Linked DNA regions of Mus musculus: region 2 is linked to region 1. A link is a loop called in an ENCODE intact Hi-C map of the cell type or tissue named here. Cell type or tissue: heart. All regions are shown on one strand. Each heading gives the region's core, and the rest is flanking DNA. Links, peaks and the distances in the headings are about the cores only.

Region 1 (5,972 bases), core at 679-5,678:
GGCCCGCGCTGTGGGTCCTGTCTCTGCTCTGACAGGTGCAGGCATGCAAAGTCAACCTGTGCATAATGTAAGAACACTGAGCAAAAATCGCTGCTTTTCTAACTGTGCTCTGGGGCTCTAGGACGACATCCCTGATGCCATACTGGTCTAGGTGGGGGGAGGAGGACAAGAACCAGGTTAAGACACTGAACACAAAAGGACATCGTGGACTGTGCCTCCCAGAGACGAGGAAGAATCTACTTGCTGTCCCCAGACTCTCTGTACAGAGGGATTATCTGAGGAGCTTTGCCTCCCGTAACAGCCAGCGTGACCCAGCTCTGTGTCACCAACCACTGGCTCATCCAGTCCCAGGAGCTAACCTAGGCAGCTACACTCGAACCCAGGCCGTTTTGCTCATGTCTACTGAAACGAAGAAGACATCTCAGCCTATTGTAAAAGACATGGCCTTTTACATTATAGTTTAGGCGTTCTGGTATAAGTGAAAGACAAAACAAAACAAACAAAAAGCTGTGCTAATAAAAGAAAAACAGAGAATTTTTTTTTTCTCTAAAATGCTGTGCCCAACAGTCCCACCCAGCCGTGATGCCCATGAACCACATCAGCCACCAGCACAGCCTGATAATCTTACAAGTGTAATAGTGGTGCGAGCACCTCGGTGGTAACCAATTGGAAACCTACCTAAATAATCAGGTCTGATGCACTCATAATTAATTACGCTTTTGTAAGAAAACATATGGAGTTAGTCACTGAAAAAAAAATAAAATAAAAAAAATGCTGTGCCCAACTCGGTGGGGCTTTCTAACTCCTGAGATTATAAAATGGGATGTGTAGGTAAGGGACTATGTAAACCTACAACAATACAATTATTGCCGTCCTAACTCTCATAATTCAGCTAGCTTTCCAAAAACTTGACTCTCAGGCTGGAGAGACGGCTCAGTAGTTAAGAGCACGTGCAGCTCTTGCACAGGGCCTGATTCCCACACCCCTGCAGGGACCTCACACTAACTATAAACTCCAGCTAGAGGAAGAGCTGCCATCTCTGCCTCCACGGGTAGCTGCACTCATGTGCACACACCCACGCACAGATACACACAATTATTAAAACACAGAAGTAAATCTTAAAAACCCCAGCTGCATATGAGGTACCTGGCCTCACAGAGTGGAAACAGGAATGACCTGATCCCAAGGTGGCCAAATTCTGTCCATTACAGGTCACAGTGTTTGTGACCGTCCAAATGCTCCGAATCACAGCCTGTGCACCCGAGGGGGCAGCATTTCCCTAAATGCTTGCCAGGGCCCCTTTGCTAGGATAAAGGAACACCAGGACGTGGAAGGAAGCAGTGTTTCCCCCAATCGGACTTGAAACAATACAAGGTCTGGACTCAGTTCTGGCTCTTGTTAACCAAAGGTTTCACCTTGAGTGTTACCTGATCTCTGAGCTACCAGATTTCCTCATCTCTACAACAGGAAGGGGCGGCAGCCAGCAGTCCAGATCTATTAAATTGCTGCAAACATGGAATTGGTGGACACTGAACTTTGCTCCTAGGGAGAACACCGGGCTCTCCTTGGTTTACAATGCAGTTTTGGGTGAGTGCCTGCTCCAAGGCGCTTTATGTAACAGCCTCGAGCCAGCCTCCAGGCAAGGGAAGCTTATCTGACACAGGTTTTTTTCTCTGCTATTCTGTATTCAGAGACACTGACTACACCAGAGCACTGTGCCCCAGGGCTGTTTTACACAGCAAGATAAGGACTCTACACTAAACACTAAAGACCTGCACGGACCAGATCCTGTTCGTAAGGGGAGGGATGTAACAAGGCAGCTGGATGAACCTGATGACACAAATATCCTGCGAGCTCTGCATGTCTACAAAAGATCCACAAATAGGAATGAGATTCTGGTTACAATGAAGCCCTAGTGAGTGGCTGCATCTGTTGACTAAGGAAGACCACAGTGGCTCCTGGGGGCTGGGCTCACATCCGAAGGGGACTATGCCTACCCAGATACATGACCCATCCCTTCCTTGGACTGGCTGAGTACCACCACCTAGCCCGCGCCAGCACAGCCCTCCACTCCTTCCCTAGCCAAAATCATGCAGTTCATAAGAACACGTGACCAGGAGTTCACCAGCCTCCACTAGTGGTTTTCAGAGAGGCCTGGTCTGGACGAGCTATTGATGTCACCCCCACTACTGCCAGGGCTGGGCGTGCCTGCCCCTGTGCTCACCTGTCCAGCTCTCCTCGAAGCCTCTGGTTCTCGCTCGTGGCAATGGCGTTGGTCTTCTGCTCCCGCTCAAGTGCCTCCCGCTCGGTGCTCAGTACTTTCTCCAGCTCCTCCAGCTCTGCCTTACGCTGCTGTAAGTCTCCGTGCCTAGTGGCGGAAGCATGGCCAGGCTTTATCTACCACAAGCAACTCACACTCCGGGAAACTGGAACATACCCTCTCAGAAAGAGGGGGGATTCCTCTGAAACCTTTTCTCTGGGGAGAGGTGAGAGGCTGGACGGCAGGGAAGCAAGAGAAATGTTGCCAGAGTGGGGTCGTCCATCACTGGCTCCCCCAGTGTCAGGTTCATCTTCTATTCCCTGTCATGGCCTGTCTCCTTTTGTAGGCCGCCCGAGAGCATTAGGGTTTTACTCTACACCTTTTAGAGACTTGTGCTACAAAGTGGCTCATTAAGAACCAGTAGATCTAAAGGAAACCACAGAATAAACAGCTAAATTCCGTGTATGAAGCAGCTAATCCCCCCTCACACCCTCCTGTATGGGAGCCCACATATCTGTTCCTGGCATTGGGAGTGGGTGGGTGAGACCTCCCTGCCATGATGAATTTTCTTTCTCACTCAATCCTTGCAGGTTGCACAGCTGCCACTGGGGGGCAGCATAGCACAAGGGTAGAAAAGTGACAAACCCTGACTGTCACCCTAGACTCTCCAAGTCAGTGAGAGGAGAGGCCTGAGGCAGGTTCCTCAATCATCCTGCTCAGAAATCTGCTCCCTCCCCCCTCCCCCACTTCTCTTCTGAGTTCATAGCAGTAGCACGGTTGGGGTCTCCAGTCTCTTCTCTAGTCCCACCCTCCACATCAGCTGCACCTGGATCATCTCACTGGAGCCCCAAGTAGGAAAGTCACTTAATGGCCAAAGTGCAGAGGTGGCCCCATCATGGTGGGGGATGAGATGAGAGAACCGTCGGGCTTCCACCTAAGTTAGTGATTGTGGGGGAATCATGGAGGTTGACAAATAAAGGCCACAGACTGACCAGCAGGGCTGCCTGCCTAATCCCTGCTCCCCGTGTGGCACTTCAGCAGGGCACACTCAGCCCACAGGCTTTTGGGGTCTGGCTTACTACCACTGAGCCTTTGACAAGACAGTAAGTTTATGGCAGGAGTCCAGTTAGGTAGCAGATGAGAACTCAGACTTTACTCAGTGCTGTGTGACAGACACTCACAGCCCAGTGCACAGACGGAAGGAGCCTCCAGCTATGTCCAGCCAAGGACACTAAGTAGCTGACAAGACAGGACTTTGGACCCTCAGTATGTGCGCTCAGGGATCTAGAACCCTCGGTGCATGGGCAGGAGCTCAGCCAACAGTGGGTGAATCAACGACACAGGAGCTCAGCCAACAGTGAGTGAATCAAGGACACACATCCCAGGACCTGGGATGCTATGGTGAAAAGTTAGCACATAGTATTTTTCAACATATGCAAAGTATACCTTTAAAAAAAAAAGAAAGAAAAGCACCTGGTGTGGATTAAAGGATGAAGGTAGTGTGGGCATCTGGGGGGGGCAGCTGAGGGCTCAGCTCCCTCCCTCCCTCTCTCGACCTTCCAACTGTGCTGAGATCAGAGGTGTGGGGTTACTCTGTGTTTTGTTGTACACGTTAAATACTTAACATAATGGGAGGATTTGGGTTGGTCCCCCCGCCCCGCCCCCTCCTTTAAGCAAGCATTCTAGCCTCAGACTTGGAAAAGGGATTCTGAAGTGTGGATAAACACAACCCTGCACAATGGTAGCCAGAATTTTCCCAAGGGTGTAGGTCAGACGGAGGAGGAAGGAGAAAGCATTCTTAGAGAATAGGTCTCCAAGTGTCTACACTGGGCCACCCAGAACCAGCGTGGGCCATGGCACTCCTTGGCCCCAGTGTCCCCTGCCACAATCCCCAGCTGGACAAACAAAAAGGAAGCAGAAGTTGCTAAAGGCTCTATTTCCTTCCCTTGAGAAAGCTCAGGTGCAAGCAACAATGCAGAGCAGCCTGCCAAGAGGAAATGTGGGGGAGAGACGAGATGCACTTGGCCCTTAGGAAAGTACCACAAGCTCTGTGACAGCCTAAGGGGCTCAACACAGCAGCTGCCTCCACCACAGGCCGTCTCCCCACACCAGCCTGCCTGTCCCCAGCCTCGGCCTCCCTTGCCTCCAGGCCCCCCCCCACCTCTCACCTCTCCCCCAGCTCCTTGTGCTCCAGCTCCAGGTTCCTGTGCAGCGTCTTCAGGCAGCTGTGCTGGCGGATGAGGGCCTCATACTCTGAGGACTGGCACTCGTACAGGGTGCCCAGGTGCTTGTGGTCCTGCAGCAGGGCTTCATAGACGGCTGCCAGCTGCTCCTGCTGCTGCTGCAGACCCTCGTGCTCGGCCTCCTTGGCAGCCTGCTGGCTCTGCAACACCGTGTACTGTGCACTGAGCGCTGCGTTCTGGGAACTCAGTGTGGAATTCTCCACCTGGAGGGAGAGCAGAGAGCCCTGCGAGTGATCAGGCCGAGGATGACCAGCAACAGCCAGCCTCAGAGGGACCTCAAGGCAGGCCAGCCGGGGACAGTGCTACCGGAACTTGAGGACTTGGCTTAGGAAGTGGGGCCAACATGGCAAAACGCTGGCTGCGAGAAGGATATCATCCTGAGCCAACTCCAGAAATCATGTCCTCCGTCTACGTGAGCCCCTTGCATGTCATTACTGATTATTTTTAAAGCCTATTTTCTTGAGTACCAGATAATACTGTCAACCAATTGATTTTTACATATTTATTTTTGTGCTGTTGGGGCCTGAACCAAGGACCTTGTGTACATGCTAAGCACTTTTATTAACGGGCCACATCTGACCACCTGAGTTTTTAAAGTATTCTAACACAACCCCAAGACATTAAAAACTGAACAGGGGCCAGAACTGCTCTTATATTAAAACCAGACAAAGACTTTTTCCAAAACAAAGTAACAAACCAACATCCTATTTTCTTATTTTAACAAAACAAACCCAACTTCTCTGCCAAGTAAGTTTCCTGTTTATTGTCTCTGCCCCATATGTAACTTTCCAACTTTTCCCAGAAATTACATTAATGAATAATTTTTCATTTCCCCATCACCTATAGACCACAGGATAAGCAGACTGAGGGGCTGGCCCTGCTGGCTGCTTCCAGCAGAGGGAAGCCAGGTCACAGCCTCATTTGCCCTCTATCAGCATAATACAGGTATACTGCACAGAAACTGTTCCACCAAGCTTAAAAAGAGACTGTATACATCTACGGTATACAGTAAGCCTCTTAGCAACCAGCCTGTCTCCAGGTCCCCCTGCCTGGCCTTGCAGCTCCCACGAGGCACCATTAGCGTCCTGCTACCTGCAGCTTCGCAGTCTGGGTCTGCAGCGTGGTGGTGTGCTCTTGCAGGAAGGCGCTCTGCTTCTGTAGGGTCAGGATCTGGCTGCTGAAGGACACGTTCTGAGTCTCCAAGTGCTGTAGTTGCTCCTTCAGCAGCTGCCTCTCGGCCTGAAGAGCTGCGTTCTAGGGGAGAAGCACGCGCCAGTTACACACAGCATGGTGAGCATAGGGCCTGGGGTTTTACTGAACCTTCAAGGGCAGAGGTAGCTGGGGGTCTTCAGGTACGGGAAGTTAATAGTTTCTGTCTTGGAAAAGGACAATGAATAGAATTTACAGAGACAATATAGGGACTACTGCCTGGGCCCTGGGGCATACAGGCACGAATGCCACTTACATGA
Region 2 (5,972 bases), core at 658-5,657, 940 kb after region 1:
TGTGTCCTGAGTGCTAGGATTAAAGGTGTGAACTACCACATCTGGCAAGATGTAAGGAATAGTGTATTTAAAGATTTCAACTAAGTGTGTAGCCCTAAAGGATCAGATAAGTACAAATTAAAGTTATGGTAGGCACACAAATATCCTCTACTCTATCCTCCCCATCAAACTAGCAGTTAACCCAATTAATAGTTACTAAATGAACTGGATCAACAAACTGATGGGTCAGCGATCTAAAGCAGGTAAACCAAATAGCATAAAACATCCTCGTCTCTGTTAGTCTGTCTCTAGAACAGTATTTTCTATTTGTAGCCACCTCAAATACAAATGAACAGTTAAGAACAAGTTAATACTTCAAAGGACAGTAATTATGATGATTAATACTTAAAAGGGGCTTCAAAAATCTAACAATCCTTTCTGTATGTATGTTGTCTCTTCTTTGTATGCTCTTCTTTTAAAATTTTTTTTCTTTCATTTTTGTTTTTTGAGATTTTTAAGACAGGGTCTCTCTATGTAGCCCTGGCTGTCCTGGAACTATGTAGACCAAGCTTATTTAGAAGTCACACAAATCTGTCTGGCTGTTACCCTAGTGTGGATATTAAAGGTGTGTGACACCACACAGGCAACTTAATAAATGCTTATTTATTTACTTCCTGTGTATGTCTATATACATCCAGACCTCAGTGTGCATGCATGTAAGAATGGGTTCTCTCCGACCGCTGTTCAGGTCCTGGGGAATCAAACTCAGGTCCTCATGCTTAGCAGCAAGCACCTACTCCCTGAGCCAACACATCAGCCCTGTGCACCCTCCTCCATCACTTGATTCTCCTTCTCCATTGGATTTACTTTTCTAACTCCTCAACTTCGTCATAATTAGTGATGATACTAAAACTTTAAAAATTATGATAGTTTTAATCATAAAAATAGTATTAATTAACTTGGTAGTGCTGACTTACCTTTCCTCTTAAGTCAGTAACCATTTATGGATTTCCTATGCCTAACTTCATATTTAAATAAGGCAAAATTACCATAACTACAATGTTTCTCTGCTAAGACATCAAGCAGGTAAGTGCTTACCTTGTTGGAAGTGTTCAAGAACCATCTGCAGATTGGCTAGTGACAAAGCATACTGCTTCACTTGTTCCTGAGAGACAGAGAGTTGCAGGGCAGTCTCATCTCTTTGCTTGGAGACCATGTTCAGTTGTTCTTGTAAAGACTCTACTTGCACACTGGCTTGATGACTTCAAATAAACAAAGAAAGGCAAACTGCTTCATCTTATTAAGTAATTTATCAACAAATACAACAACAACAAAATGCTCTCCCTATTTCTTAATACATTAAATTCTGGCTATACTGCAATGTATTTTAGTGCGAATGTAACAAGACAAAAAAACACTTCTCTGAATTTTTAAAACTTGGGTAAAACCCAACATCTGCTGCATATTCACTATCAAGTGCATAGTTTGGAGGCATTATGGCCATTCATACTGCTATATAAACACCACCACCCACCCACCCACCATTCACCCCTCCATCCACCCATCTCCAGAGCTCTGTCTAGTTTTAGAAACTGAAATTCTAGACTTCTCCAGTTTGACTTTCCCTACATTTGATATTCTAAAGCAAGTTAATTCACAAACAAAACACCTGCAAGAGTTACTCTGATCTGTTCCTGTCAATCATCCTTTGAATTTGACTCTCAACAAACAATGGTCCTTTTAAAGATTAAAAATTAGGCTAATTAAGAAACTACAGGCTGGAGAGTTGGCTCAGCGGTCAAGAGCACTGACTGCTCCTCTGAAGGTCCTGAGTTCAAAGCCCAGCAATCACATGGTGGCTCACAACCATTCATAGTGAGATTTGACGCCCTCTTCTGGTGTGTCCGAAGACAGCTACAGTGTACTTACATATAATAGTGAATGAATCTTTTGGTCTGAGTGAGCGGAGTGGAGCGAGCAGAGTTCCTGAGTTCAATTCCCAGCAACCACATGATTGCTCACATCTGTATAGCTACAGTGTACTCATATACATAAAAATAAATAAATAAATCTTAAAGAAAAGAGAAACTACAGCAAAAAAATTTTTTTACAAGGCGCTTATAACTTTCAAGTTTCTAAACTTAAATTCCACAGTATAATTTATCATAAATTCAAATCTGAAGGGACTTTCACAGCTTCAGCTCTAATATGGAACAGAGTCAAATGACATCTGTTTGCACCTCACACATGCAATCATGGTGAACCTGTAACTTTCCAGAGACCATCCACTGATAAATTGTTCTGATTGCTTACCTTTTTCTTTTAACTTTCTTCTGTCTACATGACAAACAGAAGCCCTATCACTTCTCCAAATACGAAGCCAGAGGTCCCTAAGAGACTTATTTATACAGCAACCAAATACATGACAAGAAGCAACTTAAGAGAGCTTCTTTGGCTCACAGTTTGAGAATACAGTCCAATGTAGCAGAGAAGTCATAGAGGCAAGAGTCTGTGTAGGCTGCTGGCCATACGCATCCACAGTCAAGAAACAGACAACAATGATGACTGTGTTAGCTTGCTTTCCCCTTTTCACTTAGACCGCAGACCACACAAAGGTGCTGCCCACAGAAGACACAGGTCTTCCCACCTCAATCACTCTCTGCATAATTTCCAGGCCTGCCCAGAGGCCTGTCACCTAGAAGATAACAAATCCTGTCAGGCCGCCAAAACTAACCATCACAGCACCTATCCTGAGTAACATCTTTTTAAAATTTTATTTATTTATTTATTTTTGTTAATTCTGAGGTACAGTCTTTTGTAGCCTTTGGCTGGCCTGTAACTCACTAAGTAGACAAGGCTAGCCTCAAATTCTACTTGCCTGGAAAGTGCTGGGATTAAAAGCATGCACTACCATACCTGATCTGGTTTTTTCTTATCTTTGGAGTGTGTCCTTGGAGAATGGTGATTATTGTTGGATACCAGAATGGTCTTTATGACTATTTAATATCCCGTTAATCCCTTACTCAAGAGTAAGCCAATAAAAAGCAACTGTCACTTGGAAGATATTTTACCCAAGAGCACCCTCTTGTGGAGAAATAAACTAAGACCTAAACTGTCCCTAAATGTCCTTGAATTTTTTTTTTTTTATTCATTCAACTTGACTGGCTAGCATTTCAAAGCATGATTATAAGGATAAATGAGTTTTTAAATATTCACAAAGCCATAGTGTGCCTTATAGACTGGATTTTCTCATATGACAAAAATTTACTGTCAATTAATCTATGTTTAATATATATTGTGGAAAGGATAGAAGTTCAACAGCATCATTTCTAGACACAAGTGAACTTTTGTTTGTTTGCTTGTTTGTTTGTTTTATAGAACAGGTTAAGACATGCAACAATGACCTATACATTAAATGAAAATATAAGGACCATCAAAGATTCAAAGCACTGTACATGTTCAGAAAAAAGACATCACAACAGAGTTTGGTTTTAGATATAAGGACCAGGGTACTAAAATAATGCTCTATGAAGAAGGCAGAATTTGAAAAATAGGTGAGAGTCACAGAAAATCTCTTCAGATAGACAGGTCAGAACATAAAATTAAAAAAAAAAAAGGAAGGAAAAAGAGAAATAGGAAAATAAATAGTATTTGGGGAGCTGAGTGGCACAGATTGGTCAGGTAAGACCAGAGCTCTACTTGAAGACGCTTCTCTTGAAAGTTTATACCGAATGGTAAATAAAATGGATAGAGACTAAAGGTATTAGGAAAAGTAATGGGCCTGAAAACTGCAATAAAGGATTTCAGTATATCCTGTCACAGCCAGAGGCTGTTTTGGCATTTCTACCTATATACAAATGACCACTCACTGTTCTAATTTCCATATTAAATAAGTTTTCCATCTAAATCAGAAAGCACACTAATCTATCCCATGCGCAGCGTAGGGACTTTCAGTGCTCTCTCTACTTACACACTCTGAAGACAGGCTATCTACTGTCTCCTCGTATCACCCCAGCACTGAACACAGTAAAAAAACAAAGTAACGTGACTACATTTGGAACTATAAATGATCAAACTTTCTAAAAGTTCACTTAACAACACAATCTCCAAAGTTTTAAAATGCCCATGACCTACAAGTTCTTCTTCTCAATATCTTAAGAAATATTTTAACGTCATCACAGAAAGTTTATTTCCAGGTTTCACAACAATGCTCTTAGTTATATTCAAGACACTCCAGGGCTAGAGAGATGTCTCAGTGATTAAGAGGCCCTGACTGTGATTGCCAGTAGCCACATCAGGCAGCTCACAACTAAGTCCAGCTCCAGGGGACAACACAGGTAGGCTACAAACAGCTATGCCTAGTAATAAACGAGTCAGTAAATCAATGCTGTGCTATGCTGTCATAAACTATTGTTGCAGAAATATATGACTCACTGTATAATGACACACTACATAGTACTAACAAAGGTCACAAAACAGTAGTAATAAAATGATCTCAGTTTGCTCTTAAAGAGATAGGCTGTATACATATAAATAAAAAGGCATAAAACAGTACAAAGAATGATCTTGGGTGACTGGAGCTCTGCTTTATGTCTTTTTAGCTTTTGCGATTTTTCTAAAATGTAATATTTTTGTAGGATAGTCAGGTATGACAGCAATCCTAGCCCTTGGGAAGCAGAGGCAGGAGAAGCTCAAGTCTGAAACCAGTGTGAGTTAGTGAGACCCTGTCTGTGAAACCAGAGTGAGTTAGTGAGACCCTGTCTGTGAAACCAGAGTGAGTTAGTGAGACCCTGTCTGTGAAACCAGAGTGAGTTAGTGAGACCCTGTCTGTGAAACCAGAGTGAGTTAGTGAGACCCTGTCTGTGAAACCAGAGTGAGTTAGTGAGACTCTGTCTGTGAAACCAGTGTGAGTTAGTGAGACCCTGTCTGTGAAACCAGAGTGAGTTAGTGAGACCCTGTCTGTGAAACCAGTGTGAGTTAGTGAGACCCTGTGAAACCAGTGTGAGTTAGTGAGACCCTGTCTGTGAAACCAGTGTGAGTTAGTGAGACCCTGTGAAACCAGTGTGAGTTACTGAGACCCTGTCTGTGAAACCAGTGTGAGTTAGTGAGACCCTGTCTGTGAAACCAGTGTGAGTTAGTGAGACCCTGTGAAACCAGTGTGAGTTACTGAGACCCTGTCTGTGAAACCAGTGTGAGTTAGTGAGACCCTGCCTCAAAAACAAAAGCAAAAGCGAGCACTAAATATCAAACCTTCATACTGAGGAAAACAGAAACTGTAACTACCTAAGAAGGGACCTAATCAGAGAAAGCTTCTACTATCCAGAGGCTGCTCCTCCAGCTGACCCATGGCTCCGGTCTGCTGCTGCCCACGCACTTTCATGTCCAACATCAGCTTCGTCTGCTGAAAAGTAAGACCTTATGAACTAAATCACCTCTTGGGGAACTGGACAGGGCCAATACAACCTGACAGTACTTCAGGACCATTCCCTTAAAATGGCAAGTGACAGTATCTAAGACAGGCTAAGTGGCAGGAAGCTTGTGTGCTAGGTCCTTATGAGCCCCACACCGTGTGCCTGGAACAAGCTTTATACCGCTTCACCCTAAGATGTCACCTGTAAACGGGAGACGATGACGTCTGTGGAAAATGAACTAACAAGAAAAATGTTTACTGAGCATGAGGCTCAACAAATGACCAGTTAAAGTTCACGCCAAAGAGAACGAAACACTCACCTTGCGTTTTCCATTGCATTAGAGGATGACACCAGCTTTTCCTCCAACACCGAGACCTTCTTCCTCAGTTTGGCCTCTCTGTCTTCTGCAGCCAAAGCTTCCCGCGTATGAGAGTCTTCTGACTCTAAGAGGTGGTCACGCAGTCTCTGTAGCTCCTGGTTCAGCCGGGATTCTTTGTCCCGTAAGCGCTGGACCTAGGCAGAGGAGCCTTCTTTACTTTCCTTCTATGCAATGCAAAGCCCCACAAAACATCAATTGTTTTC

Evidence for each region. Peaks named below come from ENCODE experiments on the same cell type or tissue, not always from the same donor. Only the 100,000 strongest peaks of a DNase experiment are listed, where the experiment ranks them.
Region 2: it touches region 1 in a loop (5-fold over the local background); 4 of 42 quality-filtered maps call a loop at or near these places.

Annotation. Positions count from the first base shown.
Region 1 is chr12:100,933,402-100,939,373 of GRCm38, forward strand. Ccdc88c (coiled-coil domain containing 88C) reads right to left here. Exons shown (of 30, transcript NM_026681.5): 19 at 5,596-5,757; 20 at 4,429-4,706; 21 at 2,225-2,368. A630072L19Rik (a long non-coding RNA gene) reads left to right here and starts at 4,703. Exons shown (of 5, transcript XR_003950128.1): 1 at 4,703-5,250; 2 at 5,350-5,972. In heart, for the core only: a CTCF peak has its summit at 2,862 (motif pointing right); DNase peaks (open chromatin) are centred at 2,870, 4,240 and 4,760; H3K27me3 peaks cover 1,688 bases.
Region 2 is chr12:101,872,246-101,878,217 of GRCm38, forward strand. Trip11 (thyroid hormone receptor interactor 11) reads right to left here. Exons shown (of 21, transcript NM_028446.1): 13 at 5,710-5,903; 14 at 1,078-1,241. Among named protein-coding and RNA genes, the nearest start is that of Gm20036, 37 kb to the right of the region's middle. In heart, for the core only: CTCF peaks have their summits at 1,887 (motif pointing left) and 3,063 (motif pointing left); no DNase peak of the experiment used is centred there.